Linked DNA regions of Homo sapiens: region 1 is linked to region 2. Evidence: read pairs that join two places in POLR2A ChIA-PET (ENCODE). Cell type or tissue: GM12878. All regions are shown on one strand. Links, peaks and the distances in the headings refer to the core of each region. The heading gives the core; the rest is flanking DNA. Region 1 overlaps CBX1 (chromobox 1). Region 2 has its middle 28 kb from the start of MIR10226.

The links. Peaks named below come from ENCODE experiments on the same cell type or tissue, not always from the same donor. Only the 100,000 strongest peaks of a DNase experiment are listed, where the experiment ranks them.
Region 1: POLR2A ChIA-PET joins it to region 2 with 6 read pairs; 6 of 35 experiments call an interaction of 5 or more read pairs at or near these places.

Annotation. Positions count from the first base shown.
Region 1 is chr17:48,090,367-48,095,692 of GRCh38, forward strand. All of the region lies in intron 1 of CBX1 (chromobox 1), which reads right to left. Among named protein-coding and RNA genes, the nearest start is that of CBX1, 8.4 kb to the right of the region's middle. RefSeq lists an enhancer at 3,613-4,202. In GM12878, for the core only: no CTCF peak of the experiment used is centred there; no DNase peak of the experiment used is centred there.
Region 2 is chr17:48,002,345-48,007,674 of GRCh38, forward strand. No RefSeq gene overlaps it. Among named protein-coding and RNA genes, the nearest start is that of MIR10226, 28 kb to the right of the region's middle. RefSeq lists an enhancer at 744-1,298 and a silencer at 1,039-1,333. In GM12878, for the core only: no CTCF peak of the experiment used is centred there; a DNase peak (open chromatin) is centred at 447; H3K4me3 peaks cover 537 bases; H3K27ac peaks cover 2,464 bases.

The sequences.
Region 1 (5,326 bases), core at 1-5,000, 88 kb after region 2:
AAACAGTCTCAGAATTCATATAGCTTTTGCTGTACTCAAGACAAAAATATGGGAATCAGCTCTGATTCCTCATCCTCCATATCCAGTCTCTCACTAAATCCTGGTAATTTTATATCTTAAATATCTTCCAATTCATACTTTTTTCCAGCCCCACTGCTGCTGCTCTATTCGAAGCCACCATCATCTCTTGCAATGGGTAACTCCTGATCCAATTCATTTTCAACACTAGCCAGTGATTTCAAAATGAAAATCTATCTCTTCACATCATTATCTGTGGGCATTTGAGCTGAAGGCCCCTGCACCTACACCTATCAATCATCATTACCTTGCGCTTTGCCCAACTTTTCACTTAACCAATTTCCTTAGCTTAAATGTCACTTCCTTAGAATTCCTTCCCTAGAGCCCCAGACTGGGTTAACTCTGTATGAACATGCTCCTATTGTATTCATTCACATAACAATTATCTACTGGGCACCTATTACGTGTAAGGTGCTGGAAAAATGGGGTAGACAAGACAGACAAAATCCTTGATCTCTTAGACCTTATTATTCTAGTGCAGACAAGTGAGTGAGCACTATTGAGTGTGTGCACACATGTGTTTGCAAAGCATGGCACAGACAATAAACAAGAAAATATTACTGATAAATGTTACAAAGCAAATTTCTTTAGAATAACATTTAAACAGAAACCCGAACTACAAGGAGACAACTCAGCCAAAATAAGAAAAGCACTCCAAGGTTAGGGAATAGTTGGTTTGAAAGTCCTAAGGTGAGAATGAGCTTGCTTTATCTGAGGAAAAGAAACATGGCCAGGTGGAAAGACCTCGACTAGACTGAGGGAATGGGAGGCACGGAGAAGATGACAATTATTTTGCATATCACTTCTTACTTCATTCCTTTTTCCATCTAGTTCTTTTTACCATTCCATTTTCTTTCCCCCTCTTTTAACCCGTTTAGGTTGAAGATCTAGTCAGTTAATGGCTATCAAAGTTCATAACTGCAGATCTTCTAGCTTTTTTTTTTTTAAGATGGAATTTTACTCTTGTTGCCCAGGCAGGAATGAAGTGGTGTGATATCGGCTCACTTTAGAACTCCGCCTCTGGGGTTCAACCGATTCTCCTGCCTCAGCCTCCCAAGTAGCTGGGATTACAGGTGCCCGCCACCATGCCCTTTTTTTTTTTTTTTTTTTTTTTTTGAGACAGAGTCTCACTCTTGCCCAGGCTAGAATGCGGGGGCATGATCTTGGCTCACCGCAACTTCTGCCTCCAGGGTTCAAGTGCTTCTCCTGTCTCAGCCCCACCAAATAGCTGGAATTACAAGCACGCGCCACCATGCCCAGCTAATTTTTTGAATTTTTAGTAGAGACGGGGTTTTACCATGTTGGCCAGGCTGGTCTCAAACTCCTGACCTCAGGTGATCCACCAGCCTCAGCCTCCCAAAGTGCTGGCATTACAGGCGTGAGCCACCACACCAGGCCTAATTTTTGTATTTTTAGTAGAGAGGGGGTTTCACCATGTTGGCCAGGCTGGTCTCGAACTCCTGACCTCAGGTGATCCACTCACCTCGACCACTCAAAGTACTCAGGTTACAGGCGTGAGCCACCATGCCCAGCCAGATCTTTTTTTTTTTTTTTTTTTTTTTTGAGATGCAGTTTCACTCTTGTCACCCAGGCTGGAATACAATGGTGCCATCTTGACTCACCACAACCTTCGCCTCCCAGGTTCAAGTGATTCTCCTGCCTCAACCTCCCGAGTGGCTGGGATTACAGGCATGCGCCACCATGCCCAGCTACTTTTGTATTTTTAGTAGAGATGGGGTTTCTCCATGTTGGTCAGGCTGGTCTCGAACTCCTGACCTCGGGTAATCTGCCCGCCTCGCCCTCCCAAAGTGCTGGGATTACAGGACTGAGCCACCATGCCCGACCAGATCTTCTACCTTTTAATACTATCTATTAAAAAAAAAATAAAATTAGCGAGGCACTGTGGCTCACACCTGTAATCCCAGCAGTTTAGGAGGCCAAGGCAAGGGTTGTGGAGTGGTTAAGGCCATGAGTTTCAGACCAGCCTGGGCAACACAGCAAGACTCCATCTCTCTCTCTCTCTCTTTTTTTTTTTGAGAGGGAGTCTTGCTCTGTTGCCCAGGCTAGAGTGCAGCTATCTTGGCTCACAACCTCCACCTCCCGGGTTCAAGGGATTCTCCTGCCTCAGCCTCCTGAGTAACTGGGATTACAGGTGCCCGCCGCTGCACCTGGCTAATTTTTCTATTTTTAGTAGAGACAAGGTTTCACCATCTTTGCTAGGCTGGTCTCGAACTCCTGACCTCGTGATCCACTTACCTCAGACTCCCAAAGTGCTGAGATTGCAGGCGTGAGCCACCGCACCCAGCTGCGAGACTCTATCTCTAAAAGATTAATTAATTAATTAGGCCGGGCATGGTGGCTCAGGCCTGTAATCCCAGCACTTTGGGAGGCCGAGGTCGGCAGATCACCTGAGGTCAGGAGTTTAAGACTAGCCTGACCAACATGGAGAAACCCAGTCTCTACTAAAAATACAAAATGAGCCGGACGTGGTGGCGCATGCCTGTAATCCCAGCTACTCGGGAGGCTGAGGCAGGAGAATCGCTTGAACCCAGGAGGCAGAGGTTGCAGTGAGCCGAGATCACACCATTGCACTCCAGCCTGGGCAGCAAGAGCAAAACTCTGTCTCAAAAAAAAAAAAAAAAAAAGAAAAGAAAAGAAAAGAAAGAAACAAATTAGTTGGGCATGATGGCAGGCGCCTGTAATCCCAGCTACCCAACTACTTGGGAGGCTAAAGCAGGGAGAACTGCTTGAACCCAGGAGGCAGAGGTTGCAGTGAGGCCAGATCACGACACTGCATTCCAGCCTGGGCAATAGAGCGAGACTCTGTCTCAAAAATAAAATTAAAAAAAAAAAAAAAAGACACAGAAGACAGGTCTCGAAAAAAATTTACAAAAAGGTAAACAATGCAAGTTCAAGTGAGAGTCCGAAATGGCAAGCATACATAATTACCAAAAGCAGTATAAGCAATAAAAAGTAGCCATAAACGCACTATAGGAGGTTGGAGGAAGAACTGGCGAGGGCATCAGTAAACATTTTGAAAAGCTGAGTTTGAAACCAGGCTTTACTAGCATTTGAAAAGGTGTACTGGTAGGGCAATTTGGCTTCAGGAACTGTTGTAAACAAAGGCAATGTGACACATATAAACCAGTTTGGGCTGGAGCTGACTGAATAGGAAATATTTTCTACAAGGTTTCCTCCCATTTAAAACAAAAGGCCAAAGTCGTCAGTGTAACACTTATATTCTTCGGTTCTTATTCCAGACTAATTATGTCCCTTCTTCCCTCACAAAATCTACATTCCTGTCAAAGACTATAACCTGGCCACAACCTGAACATATCCTATGTTTCCTCCATAGCTTTGCTCATCTATTAAGTATTAAGAAGTGTGGGCTTAGGCCCGGCATGGTGACTCACGCCTGTAATCCCAGCACTATGGGAGGCTGAGGCAGGCGAATTACCTGAGGTCAGGAGTTCGAGACCAGCCTGACCAACATGACCCCATCTCTACTAAAAATACAAAATGAGCTGGGTGTGGTGGCGCATGCCTGTAATCCCAGCTACTCCAGAGGCTCAGGAAGGAGAATCGCTTCAACCTGGGAGGCGGAAGTTGCGATGCGCCAAGATCGTGCCACTGCACTCCAGCCTGGGCATCAAGAGTGAAACTCTGTCTCAAAAAAAAAAAAAAAAAAAAAAAAGAAGTGTGGGCTTGGTAGGGCGCAGTGGCTCATGCTTGTAATCCCAGCACATTGGGAGGCCAAGGCAGGTGGATCACTTGAGGTCAGGAGTTCAAGATCAGCCTGGCTAAGATGGTGAAACCCCAACTCTAGTAAAAATACAAAAATCATCCAGGTGTGGTGGCACATACCTGTAATCCCAGATAGTCAGGAGGCTAAAGCAGGAGAATTCCTTGAACTTGGGAGGTGAAGGCTGCAGTGAACCAAGATTGTGCCACTGCACTCCAGCCTGGGATACAGGACAAGACTCTGTCTCCAAAAAAAAAAAGTGTGGGCTGGGCTCTGTGGCCCACACCTGTAATCTCAGCACTTTGGGAGGCCGAGGTGGGTGGATCCTTCAGGCTAGGAGTTTGAGACCAGCCCAGCAACATGGTGAAACCCCGTGTCTACTAAAAATACAAAAAAAAAATTAGCCAGCATGGCGCACCTGTAGTCCCAGCTACTCAAGAAGCTGAGGCACGATAATTGCTTGAATCCGGAAAACGGGGTTAGGATGCAGTGAGCTGAGATCGCGCCACTGCACTCCAGCCTGGGTGACGGACCAAGACTCTGTCTCAAAGGAAAAAAAAAAAAAAAAAGTGTGCTCCTGACTGGGCTTGGTGGCTCACACCTATAAATCAGTACTTTGGGAAGTCGAGGCGGGTGGATCACTTGACGCCTGGAGTTCAAGACCAGCCTGGCCAACATGGTGACACCCCATATCTACTAAGAATACAAAAATTAGCCAGGTGTGGTGGTGCATGCCTGTAATCCCAGCCACTTGGGAGGGTGGGGCACAAGAATTACTTGAACCAGGCAGGCAGAGGTTGCAGTGAGCCAAGATCTTGACACTGCACTCCAGCCTCAGTGACAGAGCAAGACTCTGCCTCAAAAAAAAAAAGAAAGAAAAAAGAAAGTAGTGTGCTCCTGTACAGGGCCAACAGTCAAAATCCTATCCATTCTTCAAGACCCAGCTTAAAAATGCTACTTTCTCCATGAAGCCTACCCAACCTAGCTAAATAATATTTCTCTTTTCTTTGGGGTTCCCAAAGCATTCTGTTTCTATTTTTACTTGCACATACAATTAAAGGTAGGTCTGGAACCTGAACAAGTTGTTGAACCCTATATGGACAATAAAGATGGATGTCTCAGGTGGGGCGCGGTGGCTCACGCCTGTAATCCCAGCACTTTGGGAGGCTGAGGCAGGCAGATCTCCTGAGGTTGGGAGTTCGAGACCAGCCTGACCAACATGGAGAAACCCCATCTCTACTAAAAATGCAAAATTAGCTGGGCATGGTGGTACACGCCTGTAATCCCAGCTACCTGGGAGGCTGAGGTTGCGGTGAGCTGAGATTGCACCATTGCACTCCAGCCTGGGCAACAAGAACAAAACTCCATCTCAAAAAAAAGAGGATGACTGTCTCAGAAGCATCAGGGAATAGAATTCCAAAGCTATAAGCTTTTAAGGGAATAAGCAGCAAGATAAATCTGATCCATAAGCCCTAAAGAGAAAACAAGAAAGAAGTACCTTTTGTT
Region 2 (5,330 bases), core at 331-5,330:
GCTTTCCAGCATGTAGCAAGAGAGTGAGACTCAACTGGAAGGAAGGAAGGAAGGAAGGGAGGGAGGGGAAAGAAGGAAAGGAGTGCTAATTTGCGGACTTAGGATAAGTAGCAGTTAGTCCAAGGATGTGGAAGGGAGGGTGGAGAGCAAAGATCCTGGCAGAAAGACCAGCATATGTGGGGCTGAAGGCAAAAAAACAGAGAATGCTTGACAAACTGAGTGAAAATTCATACAGTCGGGCACTCTGCCTCACAAATCCTTCTGTCATTTCTACAGTTCTCCCAGAAACCCCTTGAAACTCGCCTGTGACTCTCTAGGCTCCCTGGAGTCCAGAGCAAGACAAAGAACTTTTGTCTGATCAGCTGAGATATAATGAGAATGACCCCCAGGTTCCTTATTTATGCATCCGGCATGCAGCTTGCTTTTGTAAGAATAGCACTGTATTGCTGACTCATAGTCAGCCATGCATTTTACAATAATCCCACAATGTCTGCCCTGGATTTTCTTTCTGCCTAACTTCCTGTTCAGCCTTCTTTTAAAAAGCCTTGCCTCTGTGCTCTCTTTTTACTTATCTCTTTCTTTGAAATGGATCACGTCTAGAATTTGTGGGTTTCAGGGAAATCTGCCATCCCAAGGGTCCTTCTCCAATGAAATTAAGGTCAAATTGAGATTTGGAATTGAAAGCTGATTAGTCTGAATGCCCACATCTTAGAGCATCTAACCAATCTATCTGCCCATCAGGGTGACTGATCCCATCCCTGTCTTATTTGCTGCTGTGGGGGTGAGGGCAGGGGGTGGAGAAGGATGGAAGCAGAGTCAGCGCCAGACAGTGATGTGCCACGCAGAATAGAATCTCTGCACAGCGTCTCCTGGAAGGGGGAGGGGGGCAGATGCTGACAGACTCGTGGGAGCCATGCCAAGAGATGGGTCTGCCTGGGTCCCTGACTAAACCAACTAACTCTTCCCAAGCTGATCAGGCTGCAGGGCCAGAGCCCCACTATTCTTCCCTGGGATCCCAAGTGAAGCAATGGGGGCCACGTAGGAATTCATCGGTCAATGCTAGTTTGGTGGGTGAGGGTGGGGAGGTTGGGGAGGAGCAGGCGCGGGGGTGGGTGTGCTTGGATTCGCTCATGGGAGCTGAGCCAGCCCCAGCAGGGAAGAAGGGTCGCTTTGGCATTCATTCTCCTGCAGTTACCAGGCCTCGCCGCCTGCCGGGCTGCTGGTGCGCAGGGCCCAGCCCCCTCCCCAAAGAGCCCCTGAGAGGGGCCAGGAGTGGGGGGAAGGCCACCCGTGGCCTTGTGAGACTGAAGCACAAGCTCCTTCCTCAGCTGCCAGGGAAGAATTTAATTACCAATTAAAGCCCCCTCCATCTGTTTCGGGCCTGCCAGAGAGCTCTCTCTACCCTTTAATTACATCTCTGACAACAATTTAACTCAATTAGCTGGTAAACACAGCAGAATGCAGGCAACCCAGGGCACCCTCTTGTCCCTGCCATCTGTCTGTCCGTCTTGTGCTTTCCCAACTCGCTCTCAGTCTGTCTGTCCTGCCCCTGCTTCCCTGTCTCATTTTGACACCGCCCCCCACCCCTTGGTTTTCTCTTTTTCTTCTGTCTTCTCCAGCACCTCTTGTCTGTTTCACACCAGCTGGGTTTCCCCCGCCCTCCGCGTCTTTGTCATTCTGTCTTCCTCTCCCATCTGCTCTTTGTCCATCCCTTTCCCGTGCTCTGTCTTGTTCTGTGCATCCCAACTTTCTCTCTTACTCTGCCAGGCTAGTCTCCAATGAGCCTTTTCCTTCCCCTTTCCTTCTCCCCGTCTTCTTCCTCCTTCTCCGCCATCTGTCCTACATTAACCAAATCCATCCCTTTCAGCATCTCCTCTGTGAGCCTCCTTTCTGGTGTGTTTCCCTTAACCCCTGCCATCTCCTTTTGCTTCATCCACTTAGCACAAACAAAGGTGAGCCCTAGGAGCAGTAGTTGCCATCTTTTGAGCACTTACTTTGCCAGTCATTGGCTAAGAGCTTTACATGCATTATTTTGTTGAATTTTTACAAAAATTGTGTGAATGGGTATAATTATTCCCATTTCACAAGTGGAATAATGGATCCTCTGAGAGATTTTGCCACTTATCCAAGGTCACAGAGCTTGCAACTGATAGAACTAGGATTCAAAGCCAGGTCTGTTTCCTTCAATACTGCATGAGATACCCGAGGCTGGGCACAGTAGCTCATGCCTGTAATCCCAGCACTTTGGGAGGCCAAGGTGGGCAGATAGCTTGAGCCCAGGAGTTCGAGACCAGACTGGGCAACATGATGAGACCCCCGTCTCTGCAAAAAATATAAAAATTAGCCAGAAGTGGTGCATGCCTGTAGTCTCAGCTACTCAGGAGCCTGAGGTGAGTGAGTCACTTGAGCCCAGCAGGTCGAGGGGAGCAGTTTTAAGGATGACAGAGAGGCCTGAATATTTGGGGAAAGGCTCTGTGTTGTTGAAATGAAGGGCAAAGCAATAGGTTCCCAGTTAACATTGGGAGGGAGGTGGGTAGAGAAGGGTAAAAAATAGAAATCATTTCTGAGAATTTAACCTCCTCATTTCTGCTGGAAGGAACTTTCCAGATTCTAGTTTACTACAGTGTTGAAGAAGTTCCCCAGTCCTCTGAGAAAGTAAAAAATGTCCAGGACCTACAGGAATAAGAGAGAGGGAGAGAGAGAAACAAGTAGGCTATAATTATCCTAGCAACCCTCTCCTGGAATGGGGGCGGGGGTGGGTGCTGCAGAGAAGGGCAGCCTGATCCGTCTTGTGGACAGGCAGGGACATGATGGAGACCCCAGGTCAGCCAGGTAGTCACATGGCTGCAGCTTGGGCAGACCCCAGCCAGATAAAACTCATCTGCTTTCTTCCCCCATCCTTCCTCGGCTGACTAATCACTCTTCCTGTGATTAAAACAGAAAAGAACTGGGGGGAAAGGCTACAGGAGAGAAAGAGAGGCTGTCTCTGATCTCTGTTTTCTACCTTCCTTTGCTCTTGAGATGTGCTGTCCATCCTTGGGGGTTTGCTCCGCTTGGTGTTTAGAACCCACATATTCCACTAACTCACACCTTCACCTTGCCTTCTGCCACACTAAGAAGAGTGCTGGGATTCCAGCGAAATTCCTCAAATGCAGAAACTGTGCTCTGAGAGCAAATGCCAGTCAGCTATGGGTTAGAGTCAGCCTCAGTAGGGAGACTGGCACAATACCCAGCTTTTTTTTTTTTTTTTTTTGTTTTTTGTCCTGTTTTTGTTTTTGTTTTTGAGATGGAGTCTTGCTCTGTCACCCAGGCTGGAGTGCAGTGGCGCCATCTCGGCTCACTGCAACCTCTGTCTCCCGGGTTCAAGCGATTCTCCTGCCTCAGTCACCCAAGGAGCTGGGATTACAGGCACGTGCCACCATGCCTGGCTAACTTCTGTATTTTTTATAGAGACGGGGTTTCACCATGTTGGCCAGGCTGGTCTCGAACTCCTGACCTCAAGTGATCCGCCCACCTTGGCTTCCCAAAGTGCTGAGATTACAGGCATGAACCACTGCATGTGGCCTCTTTTTTTTTTTTTTTTTTTTTGAGACAGTCTCACCCTGTTGCCCAGGCTGGAGTGCAGTGGCACAATCTCAGCTCACTTTGACCTCCACCTCCTGGGTTCAGGCAATTCTCGTGCCTCAGCATCCCAAGTAGCTGGATTATAAGCACGTGCTACCACGCCTAGCTAATTTTTGTATTTTTAGTAGAGACGGTGTTTCATCATGTTGGCCAGGCTGGTCTCGAATTTCTTGTGTCAAGTGATCCGCCCGCCTTAGCCTCCTAAAGTACTGGGATTACAAGCATGAGCGACTGTGCCTGGCAGAATTTTCAATATTACAGATCTCTCAAGAAGTCCCATCCTGCAGGCAGACATGGAAAGTTCTGGACAGAGGCAACTAAGGGGCAGGATGGAAGGCTGGAAAAGAGATGGGGTAGGGAAGCAAGGAATTCAAAATGAAGAAGCTCCCAGTCCAGTCCCAAGCTTTATACAATCAGTGGGTGTGTGGGCAGTTTCTGTAAACATTATATAATAAAGACCACAGAGAAGAGAGGCTGGTAGGTGTTTTTTTGTTTTTGTTTTTGTTTTTGTTTCTAAATAGACATGTAATTACCTAGAACTTTAGAGTTCAACAGACCAGCAGTCTACCTAACCTAGGGTCCTTCCTGTTGCAAGAATTATTATTATAGTAGCCCTCATAATAGCCTTCTTTGGATACTTCCAGCCACAGATAACTTATTACCTCACTAGGTAATACCTTTCTATTTTCAGGCTGTTTTAATGTTTTTTTTTTGTTTGTTTGTTTTTGTTTTTTTTGAGATGGAGTCTGGCTCTGTCACCCAGGCTGGAGTGCAGTGGTGCCATCTCGGCTCACTGCAAGCTCTGCCTCCCGGGTTCACGCCATTCTCCTGCCTCAGCCTCAGGAGTAGCTGGGACTACAGGCGCCCACCACTACGCCGGGTTAATTTTTTGTATTTTTATTAGAGACGGGGTTTCACCGTGTTAGCCAGGATGGTCTTGATCTCCTGACCTCGTGATCCGCCCTCCTCGGCCTCCCAAAATGCTGGGATTACGGGCGTGAGCCACCGCGCCTGGCCCTGTTTTAATGTTTAGAAAAATCTTTCTCATACTAAACCAGAGACTATTTCCCTGTAATTCACCTCCTTCTGTCCTTTTTTCATTGTGTGAATTGATGGAGAATATGTAAATCTTCCTCCACAGTTCAGATGCCAATCAAATGTCTAGAAGGCAGCCAAAAGGAATCCCTGAGAGTTAAACATTCCTAATTCCTTCACCTATTCCTCAAGTGCTCTCCTTTCAAAATCTCACTATTGTTTATATATCCCATAGGCTTTTTCATTAGCAATGCCTTTCTTTATAAATAGTGCCCCAGACCTAAAGATTAATTCCAAAGGGCACAGGATAAAGAAAGACCATCACCTCCCTTGTTCTAAAGACTGTATTTTATTAATGCAGCTCAGAATCTATAATTTTTTACAGCAGACGCAGATCACAGCAGTTTTATTTGTTTGTTTGTTTAGAGTTTCACTCTGTCTCCCAGGCTAGAGTGCAGTGTCACAATCTCGGCTCACTGCAACCTCCGCCTCCCGGATTCAAGCAATGCCTGTGCCTCAGCCTCCCAGTAGCTGGGATTACACCACCACGCCAAGCTAATTTTAGTATTTTTAGTAGAGACAAGGTTTCATCATGTTGGCCAGGCTGGCTCGAACTCCTGGCCTCATGTGATCTGCCCTCCTCAGCCTCCCAAATTGCTGGGATTACAGGT